Regions from separate parts of the Homo sapiens genome. Here regions 2, 3, 4, 5 and 6 are each linked to region 1. The links are chromatin loops, found by intact Hi-C in ENCODE. Cell type or tissue: endothelial cell of umbilical vein. All regions are shown on one strand.

What was found. Peaks named below come from ENCODE experiments on the same cell type or tissue, not always from the same donor. Only the 100,000 strongest peaks of a DNase experiment are listed, where the experiment ranks them.
Region 2: a loop joins it to region 1, with 4 times the contacts of the local background. A loop is called at or near these places in 1 of 110 quality-filtered maps.
Region 3: a loop joins it to region 1, with 14 times the contacts of the local background. A loop is called at or near these places in 1 of 110 quality-filtered maps.
Region 4: a loop joins it to region 1, with 4 times the contacts of the local background. A loop is called at or near these places in 1 of 110 quality-filtered maps.
Region 5: it touches region 1 in a loop (13-fold over the local background); 1 of 110 quality-filtered maps calls a loop at or near these places.
Region 6: a loop joins it to region 1, with 7 times the contacts of the local background. A loop is called at or near these places in 1 of 110 quality-filtered maps.

The regions. Positions count from the first base shown.
Region 1 is chrX:9,743,979-9,747,978 of GRCh38, forward strand. It overlaps GPR143 (G protein-coupled receptor 143), which reads right to left. Exons shown (of 9, transcript NM_000273.3): 5 at 2,066-2,175. Among named protein-coding and RNA genes, the nearest start is that of GPR143, 20 kb to the right of the region's middle. In endothelial cell of umbilical vein, no CTCF peak of the experiment used is centred here; DNase peaks (open chromatin) are centred at 1,633 and 2,403; H3K27ac peaks cover 3,659 bases.
Region 2 is chrX:9,854,464-9,858,463 of GRCh38, forward strand. All of the region lies in intron 1 of SHROOM2 (shroom family member 2), which reads left to right. Among named protein-coding and RNA genes, the nearest start is that of SHROOM2, 70 kb to the left of the region's middle. RefSeq lists an enhancer at 2,338-2,838. In endothelial cell of umbilical vein, no CTCF peak of the experiment used is centred here; DNase peaks (open chromatin) are centred at 1,258 and 2,328; H3K27ac peaks cover 1,154 bases.
Region 3 is chrX:9,660,088-9,664,087 of GRCh38, forward strand. The region is part of intron 5 of TBL1X (transducin beta like 1 X-linked); the gene reads left to right. Among named protein-coding and RNA genes, the nearest start is that of GPR143, 100 kb to the right of the region's middle. RefSeq lists an enhancer at 1,537-2,736. In endothelial cell of umbilical vein, no CTCF peak of the experiment used is centred here; a DNase peak (open chromatin) is centred at 2,254; H3K27ac peaks cover 1,803 bases.
Region 4 is chrX:9,830,722-9,834,721 of GRCh38, forward strand. The region is part of intron 1 of SHROOM2 (shroom family member 2); the gene reads left to right. Among named protein-coding and RNA genes, the nearest start is that of SHROOM2, 46 kb to the left of the region's middle. RefSeq lists enhancers at 1,295-1,939, 1,940-2,583. In endothelial cell of umbilical vein, no CTCF peak of the experiment used is centred here; a DNase peak (open chromatin) is centred at 2,260; H3K27ac peaks cover 354 bases.
Region 5 is chrX:9,909,311-9,913,310 of GRCh38, forward strand. The region is part of intron 5 of SHROOM2 (shroom family member 2); the gene reads left to right. Among named protein-coding and RNA genes, the nearest start is that of CLDN34, 56 kb to the right of the region's middle. In endothelial cell of umbilical vein, no CTCF peak of the experiment used is centred here; a DNase peak (open chromatin) is centred at 2,361; H3K27ac peaks cover 1,551 bases.
Region 6 is chrX:9,865,051-9,869,050 of GRCh38, forward strand. All of the region lies in intron 1 of SHROOM2 (shroom family member 2), which reads left to right. It also overlaps the pseudogene HMGN1P33. Among named protein-coding and RNA genes, the nearest start is that of SHROOM2, 81 kb to the left of the region's middle. RefSeq lists enhancers at 372-1,338, 1,339-2,304. In endothelial cell of umbilical vein, no CTCF peak of the experiment used is centred here; DNase peaks (open chromatin) are centred at 1,251 and 2,061; H3K27ac peaks cover 2,551 bases.

The DNA.
Region 1 (4,000 bases):
ATCTTATGCAACCATGGGGATGTTCTTCACAACTATGAAATTAACACAGGTACATTACTATGTTAACTCCCAATTTTGGCTGGGTGCAGTGGCTCACACCTGTAATCTCAGCACTTGGGAGGCCAAGGTGGGTGGATCATTTGAGGTCAGGAGTTCGAGACCAGCCTGGCCAACATGGTGAAACTCTGTCTTTACTAAAAATACAAAAATTATCCAGGCATGGTGGTGCACGTCTGTAATCCCAGCTATCCGGGAGGCTGGTGCACGAGAATCCCTTGGACTCAGGAGGCAGAGATTGCAGTGAGGCAAGATCACTGCACTCCAGCCTGGGTGACAGAGCAAGACTCCGTCTCAAAATAACTAAATAAATAAATTCCCAATTTTATTTGAATGCTCCTAGTTCAGAAACTATATTTTTAAAAGCTCATTTTCTCTGTTATAAAAATAGAGGTGCAGTGGCTCACAACTGTAATCTTAGCACTTTGGGAGGCTGAGGCAGGTGGATCACCTGAGGTCAGGAGTTCGAGGCCAGCCTGGCCAACATGGTGAAACCCCATCTCTACTAAAAATGCAAAAATTAGCTGGCTGTGGTGGCAGATGCCTATAATCCCAGCTACTCGGGAGGCTGAGGCAGGAGAATCGCTTGAACCTGGGAGGCGGAGGTTTCAGTGAGCCGAGATCACGTCAATTCACTCCAGCCTGGGCAAAAGAGCGAAACCCCATCTCAAAAAAATAAAAATAGTGCACGCTTGTTAAAATATTGAAAAAAATTTAATTTCTTCTTATAGACAAGTTAGAAAATATTTAAAAGTTTAGAGAAGTATGAATGACCCATGGTCCGTCCACCCAGAGGTAACCACTGTTAACATCTTAGTGTATTTCTTTTCAGTCTTTTTTCTATAAGTCATTTCCATCAGCTCAAATCACTATTTTTGATGAGATTTTGTCTTAAAATGCTATATTTAACACACTATATTTAAATGTAGATATGCGCCAGGCGTGGTGGCTCACGCCTGTAATCCCGGCACTTTGGGAGGCCAAGGTGGGTGGATCACCCGAGGTCAGGAGTTTAAGACCAGCCTGGCCAACATAGTGAAACCCCGTCTCTACTAAAAATACAAAAAAAAGTAGCCGGGCGTGGTGGCGCTTGCCTGTAGTCCCAGCTACTCAGGAGGCTGAGGCAGGAGAATCACTTGAACATGGGCAGCAGAGGTTGCAGTGAGCCGAGATCACGCCACTGCACTCCAGCCTGGGGTGACAGAGCGAGACTCCGTCTCAATGAAAACAAAAAGTGTAGATATGAAGAGAATGGTCCGAAGAATCACAATAATTTCCTATTACCAATGATAGAGTACTCTCAACAATGTTTTTAAAAAGTTCAACAATCAACAGGTGATCTTCAAAGGACCTCTCAGTTAAGGCAAATTTCCTTATTCCCATTCTCCCCTTGAGAGATCTCTGGCAGCCTGAGGAGGTGGGAGGCTCACTCCAGGACACACTTCCTTGAGGGGAAAGTAGGGGCTGGACTGCAGGTCTCCAGCCCCAGCCTAGAAGTCTTTCCCAGACATGTTGCCAACGACTTCATTACTCTTATCCTTTTCTAACCATTGACCTTGACTCATTTCCTGTGCTCCACTTCCTGTTTCCTGCCCATCTGAGAAAAAACATCAGCCAAGTGCATTATGGGGCTGGAGCCGCCTCAGTACAGACTCAGTCCCTTCCCCCTCCCTTCTCTTCTCCTTCTGTTCCTCTCACACCTCCACAGTCGTCCAAGGGCACTCCTGCAGCCGACCCAGGAGAAGCCCAGTACAGAAGTGAAAAGTCAACTAGTCCTGGCACTGAGCTAACAAACGATGGTACAGAACTTGTGCGGGCAGAGGCCTGCACATTTTCATTTATTGAACCTGCTTACTTTCTGCAGCTGTGTTCTGCTGATGTCTCTGGAGGATGACAAATGAGGTCAACTGTCCTGGAGAATTCCAGGACAACATGTGTCACTGTCTGAGCCCGAGGCATGGGGCCGCTCCCAGTGGCCGTGTACCCAGAGAGCTTCCCTAGTATTTACCTGCAGTCACTGTCTTTTGGAACAGGATGGGGTTCGCCACGAGAACCAGCAGCAGGGGCAGGTACATGGTGACATAGTGGGGGATGGCGTGGTCCAGGCCCCGCTCACACCTGAGAGAGGAAAACCAAAGTCATTCTTCTCAAAAGCAAAGTTTTGGCTAAAAGACATCTACTTATCTGGAAGTCAAGATAAGAGGATGAGAACAAAAAGGGAAATGCATAAATCTGCTGCTGACTGCCCAAAGGAAATGTGAGTCATTTCTCATGTCTGGAACAAGCCATAAATTGCAGGAGAGTAAGGGAGATCAACCATGTTTCTGTCTCAGAAATGGGAGGACCCCTAAGGCATTCCACTGGAGGAAGCTTTTAAAGGTTCCTGCTGGGAAAAGATCGGAAAGAAAAACACCCTGGGATGGGGGATTCCCTGCACTGGGTCTCAAGGAAAAAACGCAATTCAAGTAGAGACAAAGGCACTCCATTAAATAGTGAGGTTTTGAGTACTTACTACATGGTTTTGGGCAATAACATGAATAAAATCTTGTCCCTGGGCTTGAACAACTCAAAATATGCCAGCTGCATATTTCAGAGGAAATGTGTTCTCATGGTTATGGATAACAATAGTTTCAGAGGTTCTTGTCAGAGAAAAGGACAAAGATTTCTACTGAGGGGTCATAGGAGTCACTGGTCACCACAGAATGTGCTGGAGGGCCTCACAAACATATGTTACCAAGGTAACAACTCTCAGCTGCGAAATGCTTAATGTAGGAGAGAAGCAAAATGGCACAGAGGAAGAGGAAACTGAAGGCAAAGGGGAGGGAGGTCTGCTCCAGCTCAACCAAAGAGGGAGGTGGAAAAGGGGCTAACCAAACAGCCTCATGGCCACGGAAGGGGGAATGACAAAAAATAAATTAAACACCCTTAATATTGACGGAGTTGTCAAACCAGAGGGGAAAGTGGCAGAAAATGTAAAAAAAAAAAAAAAAAAAAAAAAAAAAATCAGGTGGGAAAAATGCAATACCCGTCTCCTCTTGCCATAGGAAGAATTACTATACCACCTCTCAACGCTGCCACTTTCTTTTAACAGGCGGTTTTATCTTTAGCTGTAGAGGCTAAAATTCAATCTGGAAAGGCTTGAAAGGAGAAAGAGAAACAAGAGGAGAAAGAGAAGTGACTCCGATGCAAAGACAGAAAGGAAATGACAAATAAGAGAGTGAGACTGTGAGCATGAAGAACACCGAGCGCCCTGGGTCAGGCGTTGTGAAAATGAAGAGATGATTAAGGATAAGATGCTTAAAAGGTACAGCTCCTAAAGACCCTGGGAGCACCTCAAGGCTCCCTGTGCGCCCTGCAGCAATGGCACCCTAAGGCTCAGATGCAACTTTGCCAGGAGTCTCCGGGGTCCCACAGGCGAGGGAGAGTCACAGAAACTCCCTTTCCAACTAAGTGCATTCCGTTATAACAGCTGCTGACAGTGCATCTGTCCTTTTAAAGTTCCCCAGAAAAGCAGAATGTATGGATGGATCTATACAGAGCTCCCTGCTTGTATTCATGGTTGACAAGGCAACACCAATTTGGAGACATCCTCACTGAGTAGCCGCAAGAAGCAAGAGAAGAGGGAGATAAATTATCTACACCAATTTTTTTCTGTCGATTTTTTTTCTGTAAAAGAACAGATAGTAAATATTTTCAGCTTCATGGGCCACACTGTGGTCTCTGAGGCAACTACTCAACTCTGATGTTGTCATGCAAAAGCAGTCAGACAGTACATAAAGAAATGAGTGTGACTATATTCCAATAAAACTTTATTTACAAAAACGGAAGAACGCCGGATTTGTCCTGAGGGCTACACTGTGTTGATCCCTGGTATAAAAATCACAGACAAAGACACTGTCCACTTCCATTTTCCAGTTTTCCATTGGAAGTTAGAGTATATATC
Region 2 (4,000 bases), 110 kb after region 1:
AAGGCACCTGGATGGGGGTCATAGTTGCCATCCCTTTATTTTGCATTTTCTCGTGTTTTAAAGCTTTGGTGCCCACCGATTCCAGCCCTGCTGTTCTTGTGAAAGTCGCATACACAGAGTGACTGTCACAGCAACTCATTACTCTTCACGGTCCTGAGTTTGCTTTTCTGTAAAATTGAGAAAGAAATAATTGCCTGACCTCTCATCCCACGATTGTTTTTAAGAGTGGGAATCACAGCTTGGGGGGCAGGGAGTTGAGAGCTTCTGCTGTAGTGGTGTGAGCAACACAGGATGGCCATATTTAAATTGGGATTGTACTGTGGAGAGTTATATTAAATTCATAAGGTCAGGAGAAACAGAAACACGGGAGTTGGGCCTTATTGCAGACTCCTCCTCGGTGATTTTATTTGGAGTAAACGGCACACGTAATCTTAGCATGTCTCATGTCAAAATCACTTCAAAGAATGCCACGGGTGAGTCTGCGGCAGATGTTCAGGGCATCTTTTTAAAGGAGAACCAAAAAATTAAAATTTATTTCCTTTTTAATTGTGGCTGTTTTAAACTTTGTTACTTTAAAAATTACATATGTGTAAGTGGTCCACTCTTTTTAAAAAAAAAAAAAAAGGCATCCTCATTGTTCAACTCCTGGACACAGGGAGGGAAACATCACACACCAGGGCCTGTCGGGGAGTTGGGGGTAGAGGGATAACATTAGGAGAAATACCTAATGTAGGTGACGGGTTGATGGGTGCAGCAAAGCACCATGGCACGTGTATACCTATGTAACAAACCTGCACGTTCTGCACATGTATCCCAGAACTTAAAGTATAGTAAAAAAAAAAAAAAAAAAAAAAAAAAGGCATCCTATCATATCTTGGCACCCTCGATGTCAAAATGTGGTAAAAAGGACCTTTGCCCATTGTGTTATGCATTTTAGCTCTGTTCAGAATCTGTCACTGTTACCTACGCTTATTTTGTTTTTAGAATTTGGGGGCAGAAATTTTTTTTATCTGTCATGGAAAATAGCTGATGCCCCAATTTTTGAACTCGATAAAAATCCCAACTATTCCCATATTAATCCAGATAGATAGATAGATAGATAGATATTGCATCAGATTTTGTCCCTAAAAGGACTGAGTACAGTACAGGATGTGGAGTGAAACAAGGCTGCTACGGTTTCAGAAACAGCTTTGGAGCTGAGACTTTGCCAAGGAAAGTGGGAACTGCTCTGCGCCAGGAAGAAGCGATGAACCCATCCTTGACTTGTACGACCATCGGGTGTGTCAGCCGCCTTGTCGCTGTGCTCTGCAAACTCTTGCCCACCACGAACTAGGCACACGCTTAACTCAGTGTTGTGGCAGATGGATGACTAATTCGGGTTTTAACTTGGAAAAGCAGAGGTGGGCAGATTCCACCATCCTGGCAGAAGGTTGCATACCCGCCAAAGCGCACTAAAAATCTTCCTAAGTTACTCGGCTTTAGCTGAGGCTGAGTGCTGCTGTCTCAGAAGAATTAATTACTTTGAATGGGAGTCATTTTTTAAAGACTTAAGAATGTTTCCTTTTTTTTTTTTTTTTTTTTAAAGCAAAACCGAATGAACTTGGGGGAAATAAATGCTTTGCCTTTGAGAGTTGTCTGCTGGAAAAAGTCAACAAAGGGCTTCTGGGTTTTGTTCAGTGGTGTCTTGATTAGAGTGGCATAAATCTTAAGTACTTTCAGAGGAGGCTTACAAATTAGAGAATAGTTTGGCTGTTTTGGTTTGATTCTAACAAGAGTTCAGCATGGAGAAATAATACCACTGATGAGATGAGGAATGTGTTTAGCATAATAAAAAAACTACCTCCGTGTAGCCCCATTTTTCGGGCAGATGCAATTTGTGTCTTAAAGAAAAACATAAAAACAGCCAGACATTATCATTTTTCTTTGCTTGTTCCTCAGACGCATTAATAGATTATACCCCTCAATCTATTGGGATTGAGATGTTTTATATTTTAATTACACAAGTGAACAAAGTTTTGCTGTTTAGAACTATTCTGTTGAGTGTTGGTTTTTAAGTTATAAACATTAAAGGAAAAATCATCTGGACTTATATAATGATGAGTCTTGAGAAATGTCAGTGTTTTCTGGGAAGAGTTGTTCCATTCTTCTAACTGCCTCACTGGGGATCCTGGACTGGAGCGTTTGCCCCTGGGATGCAGCGCCGGGGCACCCCTACTTCTGGGCAAGAGGCTGTGCTGTTCCTGGCCTCCGTGACTCTTCAGGCCTTTCTCTCCCAGTTGCATGGTAGCTGCTGCATCCCCACGCATCCTGTCTTTGTTTAAGACCAGAAGAAAAGGGAAAGGGTGGTACCAGACATTTCTGCCCCTTTGATTGCAGAGACAAAGGCTCTCCTCAAGCCTGCAGCTGACTTCTGCCTTTCCCCCATCCGCTGGGACCGCACATGCCACCCTGCGCTGCAAGGGGGCACGAGGCTGCTCCAGTCTCCATGGTGGATTCAGATATTAAGGAGGGCAGGGCTGATGGCTGCCAGGGATCCTCTGATATTAGTAATGGGGGAGAGAGGAGGACGTCAGTTCCAAAAGGTGCGGTCTTCCTGGAGAACGTGGGACTTGAATGAAGCCCTGATAGAGAAGTCAAATTTGAAGAGGCAGAAAGAGGACACGAAGGTGACATGCTAATGAAGTCTAGGATGAAGAGAAACAGTGAGGGAACGTTGAGAACACCACCTTGGTGTGTAGGGATCCTGCATGACACTGTGGATTCTAACACAAAAATAATGCGGAAGGAATTGATGTTTATACAGAGTGGGGTGTGAGTTTCCTGCACCAGAGCATGCCAGTTGGTGGTTACACGTTTGACCCTTGGACATGATTTTAGGGGGAGTGGGGATGGCCTCACCTAGTTTTATTTTTTAATTAAGAATTTTTTTTTTTTTCAGAGACATGGAATCTTGCTCTGTCGCCCTGGCTGGAGTGCAGAGTGGTGCAGTCACGGCTCACTACATCCTCAAACTCCTGGTCTTAAGTGATCCTCCTGCCTCAGCCTCCAGAGTAGCTGGAACTACAGGCACACACCACCACACCCTGCTAATGTTTAAAATTTTTTTGTAGAGATAGGGCCTCACCATGTTGCCCAGGCTGGTCTCGAACTCCTGGCCTCAAGTGATCCTCCTGCCTTGGCCTCCCAAAGTGCTGGGATTATAGGTGTGAGTCACTGTGTCCACCGTGCTTTCACTTAGTTTTAAAAGCAAAAAGATTGTGAACATTTGCAGACACAGGGAGATTACCCACCCCGCCCCCGAAATTCCAGATTTTCAGCTGCATTAAACACATTGCAAAATTCGTGCATCCTGGCTGCTCATTTCCCCATGAGCAGTCACTACCCCCGACACTGGGTAGTGGCTGCTCCTTCAGAAGGAAGGACCCTGTCCCTTCACCACAATGCCCAGTGCTCGAGGCTGTAGACCCCATCCTGAGGGTGTGTGTTCTATACATGCAGCCCCTCCACTTGCAGCGGCCCCTCCCAGCCTCTGCGAGCGCTGGCGTGTGCACTCCAGGGCTTTATGTTTTCCCCGTGTTGCCTTCTTAGGCTCTGCTGCCTAGGCTGTGACAAAGGCATCCCTGAAGAGAGTTGTTCAAAAAAGAAAGATAGCCCTTGTGACGGGTGAGATCATCCATATGTTACCCAATAAAAAGTCAAAGGCTTGAGGGGCCCTTTGAGTTCACTCCAGAGAAAGGTGCAGCAGCCTCGGCTCAGTGCCCCCTAGGCCTCCCTGACGTTGCACGGCGGCAGCATTAGATTATCTCACTGAACAAGGCCCGTCCCTTTGAAATAGCAGTAGGATGGGAATGTCCATTAAAGTAAACAGCTGTGCGTTCTGAGAAGCGGGGACACTTTGTTCTAATGGCCAGCAGTTCCTTTTCCTGTTTCTTGGTTGCCTATCAGTTCTTTCAGATCGCCTTTTCACTTTGAAAATGCAAAATTAAGTAATCCCAGTTAT
Region 3 (4,000 bases), 84 kb before region 1:
GCAAGGCAAAGGCCAGGCTTCCAGATAGCAGGATTCCGCAGGCTGGGCCCTGTGGCGGCCACGAAAGCTCTCTGTGCATTTGCCCACATACCCATGGTATCAAAGTCATCGAAAACCCAGCGAAGTATTTCCCTACCTGGAGCTTTGTGACTGACGTCCACACACCACCAGGAACAGGCAGACAAGTTAATAAAAACCATGTGATGATGGTGGTGGCGACAGTACTGAAGAAAAAGAAACACAAGTAGAAATGGAATTTCACTAACGTTGTGTCCGGCACAGGGATGTTACCAAGTTCCGTGTCCATGACGGCAGTAATTTTAAACACTGTAGCTACTAAAAGGAGCTTGTCACCATAATAAATGGTAAAAATCCACTTCTCACACACGCTGAATTCCCAGAGTGAGGAACTTCTGGCTTAGCTCTAAAGATTTAAAGACCCTAGAGGATGGTTGAAATCTCCTTATTCAGTGGAACTTATGTTCTGATTTGCCCTGATTCGTAGCTGAGAGGCCAATTTATTATACATTTTTCTTGCCTCCATTAACGTCACCAAACATGGGTTATTCAGAGTGAGAGTATCACTAGTTATCAAAAGTGAGCATCTACACTCTGGGCACTCTTGTTTTCCTAAAGAGCCCATTTCTGCACACCTGACTAGCTGGGTAGAAGTAGGCATGCTTCTTTTATTTACATAACGTATATATGGCTCTGTGTTATATGTCATCCTTGCTCATAAGGAGGATAGTTGCTATGGTCCCAATGTTTCTGTTCCCCCGAATTCCTATGTTGAAATCCTAACCCCCAAGGGGATGGTATTTGGGGGTGGGGCCTTTAGGAGGTGATGAAGTCATGAGGAGAGCTCCTTTGCCCCTTCTACCATGTGGGAACACGGTGAGAAGGCACCATCTATGAATCGGGAAGCGGGTTCTCACCAGACACCCAATCTGCCACATGTTGATCGTGGACTCCCAGCCTCCAGAACTGTGAAACACACATGTTGTTTATAAGCCACCTACTCTATGTATTTTGGTAGAGCAGCCCGAACAGAGTAAGATAATAGTGAAGTAGTACATCCACATGCCCAGACTTTCAGGGTTGTGAATATAACTTAGTGACATTTGTCATTCATTTCGTGAAGCTTCCATGCCAAGAAAATCATTAATAAGAAAGATTTCTACCCAGTGTGGAGGCCCACGCCTATAATCCCAGCACTTTGGGAGGTTGAGGTGGGTGGATTGCTTTGAGCCCAGGAGTTCAAGACCAACCTGGGCAATAAATACAAAAATTAGCCGGGTGTGGTGGTTCATGCCTGTAGTCCCAACTACTCAGGAGGCTGAGGCGGGAGGACTGCCTGAGCCTGGGAGGTCAAGGCTGCAGTGAGCCATAATTGTGCTATTGCACTCCAGAGTGGGTGACAGAGTGAGACCCTGTCTGAAAAAAAAAGAAAGAGTCTTGCTGGGTGACACACTTCACCTGCAGTGCTTCTCTCTGGTGGCGATGCCATTCAGGTGAGTTAGCCTCAGAGGAGTGCATGGAAGAGTGAGTGAGACCTCAGCGGCCTCCTCTTTCCACAACAAACCCAAGCACAGAGATAAAAGGCTGTGCTGAGCGCCCACCAACACGCAGCGAGGTTATACTGTCCAAAAAGAGTACCTGGCAGATGACCCAGCAAGTTCACAGCGGGTAAGCTGGCGTGGGTCTCGGTTAGAGTGAGGTGGAGCGGAGGGGAAGGTTCCCTGTTCTTCAACACTTTCTACAGAAACATAAGACTGAGGGTGAAGTGAGATCCCCTCTGAAAAAGCACCAGGTGTCTTGTGGGGGCCTGATGCTGAGGGATGGGTTGTAGCTCATGCCCTGTAGAAGAGAACACTGTTCAAAGCCAACCAGTCTGGATTCAAGAGGGGTCCTGGGAGCTTCAGTCTGTCCGTGAAAGAAGCACTTCCCTGAGGCTTCCCTGTGTTCCAATGCCCTTCATATCCTAGGCCTCTGAACAGGGTGCTGTCAGTCGAGTGGGATTCATCATCCTCAAGTTTTTGCCGGAGTGGAGGCCAGGCTGTGTGCTGGGCTGATCTCCTCCTGTTGCATCTGTGAGCTGCTGTTGTGAGGACAGTGGCTTGAGAGAGCTGAACAGAAAGACATGCCCCCTCCTTCCAAGACTGACCTCACACTTTAGGGGAGCAGTACAGTGTCCTTTAGAACACCTCAGCGGAAGCAACCCAGATGTCCATTGACAGAGGAAATTCCATCAACAGAACGTGTCCATCCATACAGTGGAATATCATGACTCAGCTTTGAAAAGGAAGGAAATTCTGACACAGGCTCCAGCACGGATGACACTTGAAGACACTATGCCAAGTGAAATTAGCCAGCCACAAAAGGCAAATACTGTAGGATTCCACTTAGAAGGGATACCTCGAGGAGTCTAATCCAAAAAGACAGGCAGTGGAAGGGTGGTTGCTGGGGGATGGGGAGAAGCAGGGGACGTGGAGTTGCTATTTAATGGGTACAGTTTCCATTTTGCAAAATGAATAACGTTCTGGGGATGGTTGATGGTGATGGTTGCACAGTAGTGTGAATGCACCTAATGCCACTGAACTGTGCACTTAAAAATGGTTAAGATGGAGGCCAAGGTGGGAGGATCACTGGAGGCCAGGAGTTTAAGACAAGCTTGGACAACGTAGCAAGACCCTGTCTCAATAACAAAAAAAATTTTCAAAAATTAGCCAGGCATGGGCTCACACCTGCAGTCCCAGCTATTCAGAAGGCTGAGGTGGGGGGATCACTTGAGGCTGGGAGGTGAAGGCTGCAGTGAGTTATGATCACACCATTGCATTCCAGCCTGGACAAAAGAGTGAGACCCTGTCTCTTAAAAATTTTTTTTAAAAATGGTTAGCATGATATATTTTATGTTATATATATTTTACCACGATTTTAGGGGGAGGTCATGGTATTATAGGTGAGAAGTTCCATGTGTAGATTGTTTTTCAGAGTTTAGAAAATTAGTCTCAAAGGGAAGAGAGAACCACCTGTATTCACAGTAATATTAATATTACTAATATTACATGATAAGGGCTTTTTCATAGTCCCATATAAGTGTTTGGGGCAAATCCCTGGCACAGCTAGTATCATTTGTAAGCTACATTGGTGTCTGACAAAATCCAGTTATTTAAAAAACAGAAAACAGTGGCTTATTTATAATAGCAATATTCTGGACATATGGCCAGTGTCCATCAGTGGGCGTAGTTGAAGCAAGCTGTGGCATGCCTGTGCCGTGGAGCACCACTCAGCTGTGAAAAGGAAGGAGTTGTGGGTAGGCACAGCAAGCTGGAGGAACCCCCAGAGAAATGTGCCGAGTAGAACAGGCCACGTCAGAAGATTGCAGACTGGGCCAGGTGCGGTGGCTCATGCCTGTAATCCCGGCACTTTAGGAAGCCTAGGTGGGCAGATCACTTGAGATCAGGAGTTTGAGACCAGCCTGGCCAATATGGTGAAACCCCATCTCTACTAAAAATACAAAAAAATTAGCCAGGCGTGGTGGCACATGCCAGTAGTCCCAGCTACTCTGGAGGCTGAGGCAGGAGAAACGCTGGAACCCAGGAGGTGGAGGTTGCTGTGAGCCGAAATTGCACAGCTGCACTCCAGCCTGGGCGACAGAGCGAGATTCTGTCTCAAAAAAAAAAAAAAAAAAAAGGAAGAAGATTGCAGACTATATGATTCCATTTATAGGACCTGCTTAAAGTGCTGAAAATATACAGGTGGACACCAGATCAGTGGCTGCTACAGATCTGGAGTAGGGATGGGAGCACGTGCGTACAAAGGAAGGTTATAGGAGAGTTCTTTTGTGTTGAATGAAGAGTTTGGTACCTTGACCAGAGACACAGTTCCACAGATCTACACGTAGGATCAAACTGCATAGATTATACGTACACAACCAGTGAATGCAGTGCAGAAAGGATGACGATAGTTTGTGTTCCAGTGAGCATTTCCGTCCTGCCTC
Region 4 (4,000 bases), 87 kb after region 1:
CTCCCGAGTAGCTGGGATTACAGGCATGCACCACCATGCCCGGCTAATATTTTTGTATTTTTAGTAGAGACAGGGTTTCTCCATGTTGGTCAGGCTGGTCACGAACTCCTGGACCTCAGGTGATCTGCCCGTCTCGGCCTCCCAAAGTGCTGGGATTACAACCCCTAGTTTCTTAGATAACTGTCCAGCCTGTTGGCAAAGGCCAGACATTAACACCATGTGTTGAATGCATGGGTCTCACGAGAGGCATCTTGTGAGTTCTGAGTTTAGGCAGAAGGCGAGAGAAGTCAGATTCTGTTGTGCGTTAGAGGAAGGCTTAAGGTTGAACCCATGGAACTACACACAGGAGAGTGGGGAGGGAAACTGAGGAAAACACTGACTTTTGTCAGAAAAGACTGTTTCAGAGGGGAAACCGAAATAGCTGGTTAGTGCCGTAGATGTGGTTTGTCAACATGGCACTATCGACATTTGGGGCTTGATGATTCTTTGCTGTGGGGACTTTTCTGTGGATTGTAGGATATTTAGCAACATCTTGGCATCTGTCTCCAAATGAGGACAACCAAAACTGTTTCTAGACATTGCCAAGTGTCTAGGGGATGGGGACCACAGTCACTGTGTCTTGGTCTGTTCAGGTTTCTATAACAAAAGACCATAGACCAGTTGACGGTGGCTCACGCCTGTAATCCCAGCACTTTGGGAGGCTGAGGTGGGCGGATCACCTGAGGTCAGGAGTTCAAGACCAGCCTGACCAGCATGGAGAAACCCTGTCTCTACTAAAAATACAAAATTAGCCGGGTGTGGTGGCGCATGCCTGTAATCCCAGCTACTTGGGAGGCTGAGGCAGGAGAATCGCTTGAACCTGGGAGGCGGAGGTTACGGTGAGCTGAGATCGTGCCATTGCACTCCAGCCTGGGCAATGAGAGCAAAACTCCATCTCAAAAACAAACAAACAAACAAAAGCAACAGACATTTGTTGCTCACAGTTCTGGGGGCTGGAAATCCAAGATCGAGGCGTGGCAGATTCAGTGTCTGGTGAGGGCTTCCTGGTTCACACAGTGCCTTCTTGCTGTATCCATGCATGGTGGAAGGGGCAACAGAGCTCTCTGGGGTCCCTTTAATAAGGGCACTAATCCCATTCATGAGGCTCCACCCTCATGACATAATCACCTCCCAAAGGCCCCACCTCCTAACACCATCACCATGAGGATCAGGATTTCAACATATGGATTTTGTGGGTGGGGGAACACACACATTCAGTCTGTAGCACACGCCAGTTAGGAGCCACTGCTATCCACTGTCAGATTCTCCCTAATGTGTCATCCTTCCCTTGGCCTTAGGGCTGGGACCCCTAGGGAACCTTAGTTAAGGTCTTCGCACCTTCTTCTTTCGTGTGTTCTCTTTGTGCTGAAGTTTGCTTCAGGTGTTTAAGAGAGTCTGGTCCTTGAAGAGGCAGGATGACCTTGGCAAGACCTGGAGGAGCCAGGGGTGCCTGTCCAGAGGCAGGGAGCTCCTTAGGCCTGCACAGTGGGGCTTGGCCAGGGATCCATCCTCAGGACTTGGTTCTGCTATGGGAGGTAACGCCCACCCTGTGTCTCTCTAGCCCGCCGAGCCCCTCCCTCTGCAGCACACCCCTCCTTGCTGGTCTTGCACTTTGTGTTTGTCAGGGAGCATGACTAGGTTGGTGGGGAGTGGAAAGGAAATCTCCAGTCCTGAGGGATGCTGTCCCGTGGCCATCTCTTGGTCGAGTCTTTTGGAATTGTGTGCTGGCTCCCTCGAAGTAGAATGCATGTGACCATGTGGCACATGCAGGCTTAGTAGTTAGGAAACCGTTTACCCAGTAGGCACATGGGATAGGGAGCGGGCACAGCTAGAGCTGGGAGTGCCCCAGCACACTAGACGAACCAGCAGGAGCCTGCATATGAACCGGCTGAGCTCCCCAGCTGACCGCTGAGCTCACTTGCAGGTCAATGTGTCCTGGGGCTTGCTTGTTGAACACTAACGTGTGTGCAGGTTGCAGGGGTAAGGGTGGGGGGCGGGTGCACCTCACTCTGAGCCCGCTTCTCTGATGGCCCCTGCTTGCTGGTCTACCAGGTGTTCCTCTGGCCAAGGTCAAAACCTCAGATATTTGATATTTCTTGTTTTGTGTATAGGAAGTACTAGAAATCTACTTTGTAATGGGTCAGAGGAAGGGGAAGGACTTATTTGTGTTGGTTTTTGAAGCAGGAAGTGGCCACATGCAAAGGTTTTCCTGTGACTGGGCAGTCACAGAGGGGAGATGAGATGGGAGGAGGAGTTGCCGGCACAATGGAAAGTGCTTTACTTCTACTTAACAAATGTCTTCTCGCGTCCTTGTGGAGAAGGAAAACAGCAGGTGGCCCTGGGACTCTGTTGACTAGGAAATGACAGACGGAACAAAACCGCAGCCTCAGAGCAAGCATCCCTGAGCCCCTTCACTGTCTGTGTGTGGGAACACATTGGTCCTCATTCCGTAACGGGAATCTGCCAGTTGTGGAGCGGGCGTTTTATTACCTGTGACCGCCCCATGTTGAAATGAATACACTTTTTGTCCAGTTTTCTCTCTGGCTCTTGTGTTAGTGTAGTGACCCGCAGTCTCTCCTCTCCAAGGCAGACTTCCACATTTTCCCAAAGTGCTGGAAATTCTCTTCTCCTAGGTCATCATGAAGAAAATGAATCAAAATACTGGGAGATGTTTGCTCTGCAGGCTACTTTTGTTTAAAACTATATTATGAATCACTGTACACATTTTCAGCTACCCCACCCCTGCATCGGACCTCCTAATTAGGGACCTCATAACTAAGCACTTAGTTACTAGGACATTGAGCGCTGAAGGACTCCACTGACAATGAAGAGACACACAAGTAGACTCTGTGTGTGTGTGTGTGTGTGTGTGTGTGTGTGTGTGTGCATGCACGTGCACACATGATAACAGAATTCCAGACAACTCCAGACAGCCAGAACTACTTTGGTTGCAAGTGACAGAAATACAGCCTAGACCATTAGCTTCCGTGGGAGAGGGACTGCATTAACTCCCCAGCTAGAAAGTCTCGAGGGGCTTCAGGCATGCTGGAGGACCCACTGTGTCTCCCTGTCCCACCCCACTGAGATCCGACGGCCTCCTTCCTGCTGGCCTAGTTCTCCAGCACATTTCCCACAGTGGCCACACGTGTCCCTGGGCTTGTGTTCTACAGACCTGCAGCCTCAAAGGAAGGATATGTTCCTCCCTGACAAGCCTCGCTGAGGTTCCCATCTACACTAGTGGTTCACAATTGGGAGTGACTTTGCTCCCCAGACATTTGGCAATGTCCAGAGGTATTTTTGGTTGTCTTAAGATGGGGGGATGCCACTGGCCTTTGTGGGTGGAGAGCAGGGATGCTGCTCAACATCTGCCAGTGCGCAAGATGCCCCCCACAGCAAACGGGGGTCCATCTCAGTGTGGTGGTGGTGCTGAGCCAAGAGCTGCAGCGCTGGACCTGTCACCCTATCCCAGGACTGTGGCCCCCAGCATGGGTTGAGTCCCATGCACCAGGAGAGTGCTGGGGAAGCCTGTCAGGAGGAGGTGGTGTCCTCCAGAGGGAGGAATCTGCTGGAAGAAAAGAGAGGCTCAGACACTCCGTGTGGTGTTGCATGTCCTCCAGAATGTTGTGCGCATGGGAAATGCTGTATAGGTGCCTGCAGAACCGAGCCGGCAAGACAGGGAGGCAGAGCTCCCTCCAAAACAGGGAGCAGAGCTCGGTGCTCACTGCTTTGCTCAGGTGTTGCCAAGGCAGCTCGTGGAACTTCACCTGGAAGAGGTCAAGGGGAAGCCATGGGCTCATTGCGAAGTAAATTGGTGTTGCTCATCAGTGCTCTTGGCCATTCCTCCCCAGTGCTCTTTCTCCACCTTATTTATTTATTTATTTATTTATTTATTTTCTTTGAGACAACATCTCACAAAAAGTAAAAAAAAAAGAAAAGAAATAAAAAGAGCATCTCACTGTTG
Region 5 (4,000 bases), 170 kb after region 1:
ATACGCAGGATGGTTGAATAAATTAACAAATGAAGAATAGAGAAATCTGCTGTGCAGAAAATTGCAAATACTTTATGTAGCTACTGTGCCCTTAAGGAGGTGGAGCATAGCTCCCCCGCTCCCCGCTCAGTGTGGGCTGCCAACAGTAAGCTCCCTCCAAAGAGTACAGTGTGGCAAAGGGGACCGAGGAGAGGAACATCACAGTGGAGAAACTGGTGTATACCAACTTCACCAGGCGATCAGGGCCAACGTTGACAGGTAAGTCACATTGACAGCATGCCCCTTGATATCATAGGATAACAGTGGCACTTCACTTCCATGGTCTCTCTCCCAGAAGTCCCAGGCTAATCATAAAAACACATCAGACAGTTCCCAATTGAGAGACATGCTGCAAAATGCCGGAACAGACCTCTTCAAAACTATTAAGGTCATCAAAAACAAGGAAAGCCTGAGAAACTATCATAGCCTATTCAGGCTGCTATAATAAAACACCTAAGATTATATGATTTATAAACAGCAGAAATGTATTTGTCACAGTTCTGGAGGCTGGGAAGTCTAAGATCGAGGCACTGGCAGATTCGGTGTCTGGTGAAGGTGCTTTCTGGCTCACAAATGGCTGTCTCTCTGCTGCGTCCTCACATGATGGAAGGGGAGAGGGAGCTCTCAGGGGTCCCTTTTATGAGGGCACTAATCCCATTCGCAAGAGCTCCATCCTTATGACCTCATCACCTCCCAGAGGCCCCACCTCCTAACACCATCACCTGGGGGTTAGGTTTCAACATAGGAATTTGGGGGTGGGGGGCACAAGTGTTCAGTCTAAAGCTATAGCACCCTCACAGCAAGAGGAGTCTGAAGAAGCAGGCCTGAGTATGATGCAGTACCTGGATGAGGTTCAAAGACAGAAGGAGAACATTGATTAAACAGAAAATTTGAATAAAGTGTGACCTTTAGTTAATATTAATGTACCAATATTGATTCATTAACTATGACAAACACACCCCATAGTAAGTCAGATATTAATAATAGGGGGAAGTGGGTAGAGGGCATATGGGAGCTCTCGCCTGGCTGTTGCAATTTTTTAGTAAATCTAAACCCATTCTAAAATGAGATGCTGGCCAGGCGCAATGGGTCATGCTTGTAATCCAAGCACTTTGGGAGGTTGAGGCAGGAGGATTGCTTGAAGCCAGGAGTTTGAGACCAGCCTGGGCAACATAGCAAGACCCTGGCCAGGTGCAGTGGCTCACGCCTGTAATCCCAGCACTTTGGGAGGCTGAGGCGGGCGTATCACTTGAGGTCAGGAGTTCGAGACCAGCCTGACCAACATGGTGAAACCCCGTCTCTAATAAAAATACAAAAATTAGCTGGGCATGGTGGCGTGCACCTGTAATCTCAGCTACTCGGGAGGCTGAGGCAGGTGAATTGCTTGAACCCAGGAGGCGGAGGTTGCAGTGAGCTGAGATGGTGCCACTGCGCTTTTGCCTGGGTGACAGAGTGAGACTCCATCTCAAAAAAAAAAAAGTATAATGAAATATTTATTTTTTACAAATTTTTATGTAGAGACCAGGTCTTGCCATGTTGCCCAGGCTGGTCTCCAACTCCTGGGCTCAAGCAGTCCTCCCGCCTCGGCCTCCCAAAAGTGCTGGGGTTATAGGCGTGAACCACCACACCCAGCCCTATAATAAAATATTTAATCAGCCATCAGCTGATTGCTGTTCCGTGTGTGGCCTGGCAGTATGTGTTGAGCATTTGAGAAAAGGTGATGGCCCGGGGTGAATGGCACCCTCTCTTAGAGACAGTAACATGTACTTGGTAAAGTAATACGTGAAGATGAAAAGTACTGGAAAGAACACGGGCTTCGGAGTTGAAGACACAGGCTGGAATCCTCATTCTGCCTCTCAGTGTAAGTGTGTCAGGTCCCCCAAGCTTGCTGACCTCACGGCCCTGGATCATGGGGATATGCAGAGCAACCTTGCTCGCAGACTTATTTACATGCTTAAGGGATATAACATTAATGAATCAGCACAGTGCCTAAGGTTAAGTGTCGATATGGGGGAAAAAAATCTAAAATAGCAGTGATACAGTATAGGCTGCAAAGCAGCATATGTTATTTGGAGAAATGAGCAAGAGTTGGAAGTAATTGCTATGAATGTAGAAGAGGGTGACAGGAACAGGTTGGAAAGAGAAACTCCGTCCTGGTGGCTAAGCCCAGGATGTGGGAGGGTGGGATAGGGCTGTGAGGCGCAGTGGCTGGCGACGCTGCTTCCTGGAGGGGCTGTGGTGCTGAGGTCTGGGGCTGCGTTAGGAGGGAGGTGGGGCTCAGGGACTTTAAATAGAGATCATTGTGAAATGGTTAATTGGGAAAGTCAGGTCCAGCCTGCCTTTGTCTTCCCTGAGTGCCTTGCACACACTCAAAGTTCCGGAAACGCTTGTTAGTTGCTTGATGGGTTACATTCCTAATGAGTGTGTAATCAACCCAAGAATATATGGACATAGAATAGGCTGTTGAATGTTTTCTTTTTCCTCCTTATGGTTGTGGAGTTGAACTGTGTGTCACATATGTTATAGGATTATCTAGCATCACTTAATAGAGAAAGCTGTAACATCAGTGCAGTGGGCTTTCTATATTTCCCCGTTAAAATATAAGAAGTGCTGGGCACAGTGGCTCACACCTATAATCCCAGCACTTTGGGAGGCTGAGGCAGGAAGATCACTTGAGCCCAGGAGTTGGAGGCTACAGTGAGCCATGATCATACCACTGCACTCCAGCCTGGGAGACAGAGCAAGATCCTTTCTCCAAACACACACACACACACACACACACACACACACACACACACACACATAAAGGAAGACTGCCCCCCAAGCCTTTTGGGGTTTTAAATTACAAGACACACACACACACACACACACACACACACACACACACACACACACACACACATAAAGGAAGACTGCCCCCCAAGCCTTTTGGGGTTTTAAATTACAAGACTTTTGGGGTTTAAGCACTGAAGTGTTGGGAATGTTCCCCACTGAGGCAAGGAGTTGCTGATGAAGTGATGGGAAATGCAAGCGGAGCCTTGAGCCGTGGAGGTGAAGGTTGACGGAGCCTGCGTGAGCTTGCCCATCAACAAGACAGCAGGCACAGACAGGCCAGCTGTTGTGAGCTTGGCTTTAGGACTCCATTCAGTAGGCAGGAGGAGAGCTGCAGCAGAGGCGGGCTGTGGGTCCCTGAAGCACATCGCTGCCTTCACAGCTGGGCGAACTCCCATCCAGCACGGTAAGCAGAGCCGGGTAAGGGACCTCTGCGTTTGCTCTCGGGGCACTTCATCCCAGATGGGACCGGTTTCAGGACGCCTGCGCCGTTTGTTAGGGGTTTGTAGTTCCCAGTGGCTCTTTTGTTCTGCTATCTTGAAGGGCAGGTTGCTTGTCAGCTCACAATGCTGTGGGTAAGGTCTGGTGAGGTCGGCGAATGTGTTCTCATTGTTTATTCTTCTGCCTGAAGATGAGAAATAATGCAAATCAGGGTGCAGATTCCGGCTCGAGCTCCACAGGCGTGCACGTATGTGTAAGGGCATGCTCGCCGGTGCTGCATGTCCTCGTGGATGCATGCAATTTTTACAGCTTTGGGATTCACGGTTAGCTGAAAGCACATTGGAACTGGAAGGCGGTGCTCTTAACACCGTGTTCTAGGCTGGAAGCCGTAGAGCCATCATCTGCTCTGATGGGACTGCAGCCCTTGGTATGTGGGACCCTTGCTCCATGTGAGTTCTGCAGATGGGTTCCCCGAGGGAGCTGGCTGGAGGACGCCAGCATCGCATGAAGACCTGCCTGCCTCGTTTGCCTTTTGTTTTTCAGTAGCAGTAAGAAACAGGCATTCTCACTACACAGGCATTGAATGCGGACATTGAGAAAAAATGGTGAGTCAGCTACATCCTCAAGAAAAAAAAGCGGCGAAATCAGGTGTGCATGTTTAGTCATGAGAAATGTTCCCTGAGTGCGT
Region 6 (4,000 bases), 120 kb after region 1:
GCTGCTCAAGACATATTAAAGGCCTGACCATGACTGCAAATTGCCAGTCAGTATGCTTTGTGCTGTAGGATATGAAAACTGTCCACCCAGCCTAGCACCCAAGACAGTCAAAGCCTCTCATAAAATATATACCAAAAAACAACTAGCAAATGATTTCACCTCTTTTAAAAAAAGCATTTATGCTTAAAACATGGAATTAGGTGGGATTCTCTCCTTAAAAATGTTTACAGAACTACTAAAAAACTTGCATTTACAAAACAGTTGCTGAAAGTATTCCCCTGGCATATATGGGAAGGGAGACAGGGGCTGCTGAGCAGTGTATGATAGTAATCAGGTTTCTTTCCCTCCTGCTTCCTGGGAGCCTGGACTCTACTTGCATTTAGACTCCGCTTCCTGCAGGTCAATCTTCAGGTTCCTGCTGAGCCACTTCAGCCCATTTGCCCTTTGCTCCCCCTTTTCTCTTTTGTGCTTTTTTTCCCTAAGGATTTATCCTTTCCTGCTGCCTTTTTTTTTTTTTTTTTTTTTTTTGAGTTGGAGTCTCGCTGTGTTGCCCAGGCTGGAGTGCAGTGGCTCCATCTCGACTCACTGCAAGCTCTGCCTCCCAGGTTCACACTATTCTCCTGCCTCAGCCTCCCGAGTAGCTGGGACTACAGGTGCCCGCCACCACACCTGGATAATTTTTTGTATTTTTAGTAGAGACGGGGTTTCACCATGTTAGCCAGGATGGTCTCGATCTCCTGACCTCATGATTCGCCCACCTCACCCTCCCAAAGTGCTGAGATTACAAGCGTGAGCCACCGCGCCTGGCCTCCTGCTGCCTTTTTGGGCTTCATTTCCACTTCTGCAGAAGCAGGTTGAGCCGACAGCCTGGCGGACCTCTGGGCTGTGCCTTGGCCACCCCTGGGGCTGACCTGACCTTCCCCTTGGGCATCTTGGCGGTGCCTGGTGCCTGCTGCCCAAAAGCCTTATGAATCTGGATGCACCGCAACTCCCTTCCCTGCCCTGGCCTCTGGGACCACAGCAGGGGCCAGGAATTTTTTTTTTTTTTTTTTTTTTTTAAGTCTCAACACATTTGGGTGGGGATTTCCATCTTCTAGGGGCTTCCCTGTTATCGGAGCACAAGTCTGTCTCACAGAGAACCTTCAGTGTGGACAAGGTGTTCTCATTTATTTCCCAACGTGTCTCTTTCCTGGATGAGTCAGGTTTCCTTTCTGAAGACGCCGAGCTCAATAAATTAAGCAGACTGAGAGGTGACTTCAGTGCTTGTCCTCATCATGCAGATATTTTATCTCTGGAAAGCGAAGCATTGTTGAGGTGGTCAGAATTGATCAATTGCAGGTGTGACTCATAGCCCTTGAAATATGATATTGGACTTAAAAAAAAACTGCTTTCTCTCCTCTCATTTTGATTTCTGGTCACTGTGATTTTCCAAATCCCTCAAGCTGAAAACCCTGCGGCAGGTGACATGTCCAGATCTTCCTTCCCAGCCTCTGGAGTTGGTGCATTACTCCCGTGATTTTTCTCTGCCTCTTACCCCAGGAGTTCTGCAGAGATGTAGGGGTAGTGCCCATCAGGGTCGTTGTCCTTGTCGTTTTATTCTTATTGCCAAATAAATTCATTTGTGTGTGACTATAAGACGAGTCTTCCAGAAGCAGCTGCTGTAGTGATGAGTTCACTCCTCCACTGCCATGGCTGCCTTCGCTGGGCCCCCACTGCCTGCAGGACAGCGTCCAGATTCCCATTCCAGGGCGGGGTCCTCGTCTTCCCCCACTTCGGCCCTATCTTCAGACACTCCCCTGCACACACACTCATGCCTCAGGCCTCCTGCCTCCACGCCCTTCTTCACGGGGAAGCCTCTGCGGAAGGCCTTCCCAGCTTTTTCTAGTTGCCGTTTCTATTTGGAGGCCTTCTTATCTCCACCCGAGACAGAGGGTCACATCCCCCTCATGCTGCCACTGCAGGGACCCCATTCTTTTCAGCGTGAGCCTGCTCCCCCGCTGCACTCAGGATGCCCTTGCCCTTATGGGACTTCATTTGGATTGTCTCTTCAACGAAGTATCAACAACTTTGTTCCATAAAAGACTTTGATTAACTGTTTTTTTCCTGCTGTTCCTAGAGAAAACATTTCCATGAGAACAATGAGGCATTCTGCACGTTAGGAGACGTTGAACTCTAATCGGGGCCATAAGAGTGAGTTTCCACACAGAATATCAGTTAATAACTAAAACAACAGTATTTGCCCGGGTGTGTGGACTTGGTGCTTTGGGTCTGTGAGTGCCCATAGCATGGCACCTGGGCCGGCATCGTCATGGGTCGGGGATGATTGACTTCCTAGCTTTTTGTAGAGGGGCTTTTTGAGGTTAGAGCAAGTGAGAGCAAAGATTTTTCCTAAGTACTACAGGACAGAACTTCCTCATTTGTGGCTCTGGCACTCCACAGACATTAAGCGGCTGTCACTAATCGGTGCAGTGCCAAGTGCTTCCTTACCTTGTAGACCTGGGACTGTGACAAAATGAGCATCATTGTGATGCTATCACGCATGCGGCACCTTCCCTAAGGTGCCTAATTAAGCCTAATTAATTCTACTGAACTTGAGAAGTTCAGTGGGGCAAAGAGAATAGAATGGAGGTTTTCAAAGCTGCTGCTGCTTTTCTGACTACTTTTCCCCATAGCACCATAAACATGTAGAGGTACTTTATCTGGATAAGGAAGCCAGGGGAAAAAATGAAGACTTTTATCTCCCAAACCAAAACACATTTTTGCTGGGAAATATAGGTGGAGTGTGGTGGGGGAAGGCTGATGGATGTTGTGGAATGCGTCCTTCATATCTAGAGGGGAAGCTTTAGGAATCCTTGCAGATGAGAAGAAACAGCATCATGTTGTCCTTTGCAGTGAAGTCAGAGCAACTGACAGCCCTTTCTGAGAGTCCTTCAGGACTTGCTTACACACGTGCTTGTGGGAATGAGACACATTCCCACCGAAAACCCCACCCGGTCACCACTGAGTCAGACACAGAACTGTGTCACCCTGAAGAAGTGCTGCTTCAAAAGCTGTCCCAAGACCCTGCAAGCCATGAGTCTTTATGGTTTTGCCTAAAGATTTTCCTGTGATACTTAAATTCAAACATGTCATTGTGGAGAGAAGGACACAACTTCATTTATTTTTATTTTTATTTTTATTTTTATTTTTATTTTATTTATTTATTTATTTTTTTAGATGAAGTCTCACGCTGTCGCCCAGGCTGGAGTGCAGTGGCGCAATCTCAGCCCACTGCAACCTCCACCTTCCGGGTTCAAGCGACTCTCCTGACTCAGTCTCCTGGGTAGCTGGGATTACAGGAGCGTGCCACCAAGCCCAGCCAATTTTTGTATTTTTAGTAGAGATGGGGTTTCACCATCTTGGGCAGGTTGGTCTCGAACTCCTGACCTCGTGATCCACCCACCTCAGCCTCGCAAAGTGCTGGGATTACAAGCGTGAGCCACCGTGCCCAGCCTTTTATTTTTATTTTTTTGAGACAGGGTCTCGCTCTGTCACCCAGGCTAGAGTGGGTTGGCATGATAACGGCTCACTGCGGCCTCAACCCTCTGGGCTCAAGTGATCCTGCTGCCTTAGCTTCCCAAGTACCTGGGTGCCTCCTGAGTAGCTGGGTGCCACCATATCTGGCTAATTTTTTACCCTTTTTTTTTTTTTTTTTTTTTTTTTTTTTGTAGAGACAGGATTTCTTTTGTTATATTACCCAGGCTAGTCTCGAACTCCTGGAATCAAGCGATCCTTCCACATTGGCCTCCCAAAGTGGTGGGATTCCAGGCATGAGCCACTGCTCTCAGCCCTAGACACAATTTTAAAGTTCACTATATATCACTCTTATACTGGGTCAAAATAGTTTCCTTGATTTTATTTTAATTTTTTTAATTTTAATTTTTCAAGACAGAGTCTCACTTTGTCGCCCAGGCTGGAGTGCAGTGGCATGATATTGGCTCACTGTAACCTCCACCTCTCA